Regions from separate parts of the Homo sapiens genome. Here region 2 is linked to region 1. Evidence: chromatin loops called from intact Hi-C (ENCODE). Cell type or tissue: heart right ventricle. All regions are shown on one strand. Region 1 overlaps LOC124904078 (a long non-coding RNA gene). Region 2 overlaps CEP131 (centrosomal protein 131).

Region 1 (2,500 bases):
CTGGAGGCCCCGTTCAGTGTAATAAGCAAGAAAATAATAAAATGAACACATATTGGGAAGGAATAAATACACAACTGTCTCTATTTGTGGACAGCATGACTACATAGAAAATCTCAAAGGAGTCTACTAGAACAAATTAGAACATCACAGAATACTAGGTCAGTGTACAAAATGAAATGTGTATTTCTATTTGCTAGCAAGGAACAATTGGAAACTGAAATTAACATTTTATTTATTTTTATTGACTTACATTTTTAGAGACAGAGTCTTCCTCTGTTGCCCAGGCTGAGTGCAGCGGCATGATCACAGCTCACTGCAGCCTCAAACTCCTGGGTACACGTGATCCTTTGGCCTCAGCCTCCTAAGTACAGGTATGTGCCACAATGGCCAGCTAATATCTTTTTTTAGAAACAGGGTCTCACTATGCTGCCCAGGCTGGTCTTGAACTCCTGGGCTCAAGCGATCTTCCTGCCTTGGCCTGCCAAAGTGCTAGGATTATGGATGTGAACCACTGCACCCAGCCTATTTTATTTTTATTTTTTTAGAGATAGGGTCTTGCTCTGTTGCCCAGGCCGGAGTGCAGTCATGCAACCATAGCTCATGGTAACCTCAAACTCCTGGGCTCAAGTGATCCTCCTGCCCCGGCCTCCTGAGTAAGTGAGACTACAGGCATGCACCACCATGCTCAGTGCATGCCTTTTTTTTTTTTTTTTCTTTAAGGTGAGGTCTCCCCGTGTTTCCTAGGCTGATCTGGAACTCCTGGGCTCAAGTGACCCTCCCACTTTGGCCTCCTAAAGTGCTAGGATTATAGGCATGAGCCACTGTGCGTGGCCTGAAATTAACATTTTAAACATGGGGAAACAGACTTCTACTTCCAAGTAGGATGGAGTGCAGCAGATCAAGGCTCCCACTAAGAACTAGAAAGGCCAGGCAAAAATATAAAAATCATCTCTTTAATGGCATCAGAAAGCTACAGAAGCAACAAAGACTAAAGGGGTTAAGCCTCAAAAGAGGAGGGTTCCGTAGGATAAGCAGACCATCTGCAGCCCGCAGTTCCCAAGTGCTTGTTCGTGCTGGGATTAATGACACACGGGAGATTCGAAGGGCAGCTAATCTTGGCAAGAATGAAGACGCGAAAGCTGATCTCTTCTTCAAGACTGTGGCAGGACTGGAAGCTGCGTGAAAACGCTGGTTGAAGAGCTAATTTGAAACTTCCGGAAGGCAGAGCAGAATTGTTTACCTCGCTCAGGGCTAAGGAAGGGGAGGGCTCTAGTTGTCCACAGCAAACTGTCTGTTAATTTCCTGGAGGATTAGTTCCTAGAAACAAGCAACACAGAGATAGGCTCACCGAAAGGGCAGCTTGTCCTCAGCTCAGCTCAGTCCCTGATTGGAGCGAGGAGGTCACCCTCCTTACCGAGGAAATGGGGGACCCTCTCCGCCGGCTGGAACACAGCGTCATCCAGAGCAGGCTCTGCCCATCTTTTCCTTAGCCGGGTAGTAGAAGTGGCCTCTGCCTACTGAACCGTGCTGCTGTAGGGCACACGCAGCCACAGAGCATCTGTGAACAAATGGGCATGGGTGTGTTTCAATACGCTGCGTTCACAAAAGCAGGCGGCTGCCCCCCGCTGCAGTTTGCTGACCCCGGATCTGGAGTCTCCAGGCTTCAGCGCATGACATCCAGCATTCAGAGACCACAGGGCCAAAAATCAAGAGGAAAAATAGCCCGTGGAAACGGATGCACACAAAGCCAGAGAGTGGAAGTCGCAGCAGAGAACCCCTGAACTCTCTGTGAGTTTTTGTTTAGAGTTCGAACTCTGTGCGTTTTTGTTTAGATGGAGGAAGCAAGGGAGAAAGTAGATGAAAAGGTGGAGATTTTTCAGCTGAGAACTGGAATCCATATAACACAAAACTTTTTTTTTTTTTGAGACGGAGTTTCACTCTTGTTGCCCAGGCTGGAGTGCAATGGCGCAATCTTGGCTCACCGCAACCTCCGCCTCCCAGGTTCAATCGATTCTCCTGCCTCAGCCTCCCTAGTAGCTGGGATGACAGGCATGCGCCACCATGCCTGGCTAATTTTGTATTTTTAGTAGAGACGGGGTTTCTCCATGTTGGTCAGGCTGGTCTCGAATCCCCGACCTCAGGTGATCCGCCCGCCTCAGCCTCCCAAAGTGCTGGGATTACAGGTGTGAGGCACCGCTCCCGGCTTATAACACAAAACATTTAAGAATCTGCAAACCCCAAGTTTTCCTGCCATGGCAGGTCTGAGCACAAGGCAGCCGGGAGAGGTTTAATCCTGGGTGAGTCAGGCCGAGTTCCAGTTATCACACTGAGAATCACCCAGTAAATGAAGCTGCTGTGACCAAAGTGACCAAAGGCTGTTTAGTACCTGAAGGTCTTGGGAGGCCCTGGACCTCATGGAGAGAGAACCATAGAGCGTGGGGAGGTGGGGGCAGAGGCCCCCTGGGGCTGAGCCTGTTCTGAGCAGTTCACGGGGGTCTCC
Region 2 (2,500 bases), 180 kb after region 1:
TGCCGCATTCCTGGCACTCTGGTCTCCCTGGGATTCTCAGGTGGCCCACGCTCGGCAGTGCTCGCCTTCTGGGCTCTCAGGGCTCGTTTCTGTTGCAGCTCCTGCAGTGGGAGCATCGCTGAGCACTGTCCCTGGGAGAGGACGACCCCAGGCTCCACAGCCAAGCTGCCCTGAGGCTAAGTGTCCCGGGGCCCAGGGAGCCCCAGCAGCAGCCCCGCACGGTCAGGCCTGGGCCACGGTGCTGCTCAGTGGTCCCTGCGCGGTCAGCACCTGAATGGCTGCTCGCCTGGCTTGGCGTGCCTTCTCCTCCCGGGCCTTCCTCCTGGCTGCCTCTTTCTGCTGGTGCAGGTCCAAGAGGGTCCCCTCGCCTGACCGCTGCCGCTGCTCCTGCCAAAGAAGCCGGTGCCATGTGGCGTTTACATCTGGAAGACGGAATCCAGACCCAGACCAGAGGTTTCCCCACAACGCCCTGGAGTCCCCTAGAGTTCGTGGAATCTCAGGGCCAGCAGGGAAAGTGAAACCCCACCAGGACCTTGAACCTGCCATTTCTCTGCTCTACAGAGGATGAGCCCTACGTCGCAGGTGGCCAACAGTTCTGGCGTGGGGGAGACAGCTCTGCCCCCACAGAACGTCCTCCTGAGACTCTCCAGCCTGGGATGGACCCAGCAGGCGTTTCCTGACACCCAGGCCCTGAGGACCGCCAGTGAGGACCACCCTGACTGTCCGCGGGGACCCAGGGTCAAGAAGGATGCTGCACCCAGAGACGGGGCCCACGAGCAATCCTAGGCTTTGATTCCACCTGTCCCAGAAACTCAAACCCCTGGGATTCTGGGCCAGACCCCCCGGGGGAGCATGGAGTGACTGAGACGCCCACACTGACCTCCCGCTTGGCCTGAAGCAAGTGCTCCAGGCGGGCAGCTCCTGCTCCGCGCCGCTGCACCTGGTGCCGGTACCAGCGCTGGATGGTGACAGTGGCCTGGTTCACCTGGTGGATAAACCTGCCCGGAGAGCAGGACTCAGGGCCAAGACAGGACCAGCGCCCCGGCAGGACCCAGCTGGCTGCTGGTGGAAGGTCGAGCCGGGGAAGAGAGAAGCCGGCGGCTGCACTCAAGTAGCCCTTTTCACAAGGCAGGACCAGCCCACCTGGACCATTTTCACATGGCAGGACCAGCCGCCTGGACCAGCTCCACTAAAACCCAAAACCTTCTTCCTGGGAAGGTGCCCAGGGGAGAGGAAACGCCTACCCACGCAGGCCTGTGTGGCCTTATTTACAATTGCCAGGAAGTGGGAAGAGTTCAAATGCCCATGACCTGGCTACAGCGTGAATACTGGATGGCGGGACCCTACCCACAGGCAACAGGCCCGGGACTCAGGCCAGTGCAGACCACAGGCCGTGGCTCCACAGAGAGGGTGGTCGGAACAGGCAGGGCTATGAGGGAACAGACTGGTGGCTGCTGGCATCTGGGCGGGGAAGGAGCTCGAGGGAAGCCTGGTGGTGCTGGGCCGTTTCCTTATCTTGGTCTGCTGTGTCCACAGACAGCACTATACACCCTGGTGGAATCTCATGGAACTGCACACTTACAATGGGCACCTTCTATTGTATACAAATTATACTAAGTAAAACTGATTAAGCAAAAAAAAAAATGCTTCACCTTGGCTCTCGGGACCATGTGTGGATTCTCTCAGCAAAGGCACTAACAGAGAACCCAGAACGTGTGAGCCCTAGCTCGGGAGCAGTCTGCCCCGGGCAGAACTGGGGGGCTTCAAGGGGTTGCGGGCTTCTGGTCCCCCTTCCCTCGTGCCACCCACCGCGTCTACAGGCCTGGTCTCCCTAGCCCTAACTGGGCGGTAGGGTAGGTGACGGCTCCGCCAGGAGCAGGCTCCGAAAGTCCAGGCAGGGAGGTACCCCCGCGACTGTCCTGACAAGAAACGACTGTCATGGTCACAGGAGGCTCCGCCCACAGCCCCTCCAGCTCCCCAGGGGCAAGCGGCAGGGGCACAGCCCCCAACAGTCATCATCACAGGAGGCTCCGCCCACAGCCCCTGGAGCTTTGGGTGTTGTTGGCTTTTTTCAGTTCTGTATCTTCTTTGCCTTTAATGTTGTTTTAATTAACAGTTTTACTGAGGTACAATTTCCATACTATAAAATCTACCCATTTTCAGTGTACAAGTCAATGATTTTTAGCAAATCTAGAGTTGTGTGACCATCAGCACAGTGCAGTTCTGGAATGTTCCACTGCCCCTGGAGGAGCCCTCTCTGCCACCCCTACACCAGCCTTCGACCTCCTGTGATAAACTTGCCTTTGCTTGGTGTTTTATGTAAATAGAACCACACCACATGGGGTCTGCTCGGTCTCAATATTTTAAAACAGGCCGGGGGTGGTGGCTCACGCCTGTAATCCCAGCACTTTGGGAGGCGGAGGCGGGCGGATCACGAGGTCAGGAGATCGAGAACATCCTGGCTAACACGGTGAAACCCCGTCTCTACTAAAAATACAAA

The links. Hi-C counts contacts between places; a loop is a spot of excess contacts. Peaks named below come from ENCODE experiments on the same cell type or tissue, not always from the same donor. Only the 100,000 strongest peaks of a DNase experiment are listed, where the experiment ranks them.
Region 2: a loop joins it to region 1, with 3.0 times the contacts of the local background. A loop is called at or near these places in 3 of 110 quality-filtered maps.

What each region holds. Positions count from the first base shown.
Region 1 is chr17:81,017,032-81,019,531 of GRCh38, forward strand. LOC124904078 (a long non-coding RNA gene) reads right to left here. Exons shown (of 2, transcript XR_007065934.1): 1 at 1,415-2,500; 2 at 938-1,317. Among named protein-coding and RNA genes, the nearest start is that of BAIAP2-DT, 16 kb to the right of the region's middle. In heart right ventricle, no CTCF peak of the experiment used is centred here; a DNase peak (open chromatin) is centred at 1,313; H3K4me3 peaks cover 1,221 bases; H3K27ac peaks cover 1,209 bases.
Region 2 is chr17:81,199,449-81,201,948 of GRCh38, forward strand. It overlaps CEP131 (centrosomal protein 131), which reads right to left. Exons shown (of 26, transcript NM_014984.4): 8 at 881-998; 9 at 271-387; 10 at 1-101. Among named protein-coding and RNA genes, the nearest start is that of CEP131, 22 kb to the right of the region's middle. In heart right ventricle, a CTCF peak has its summit at 1,562; a DNase peak (open chromatin) is centred at 1,477.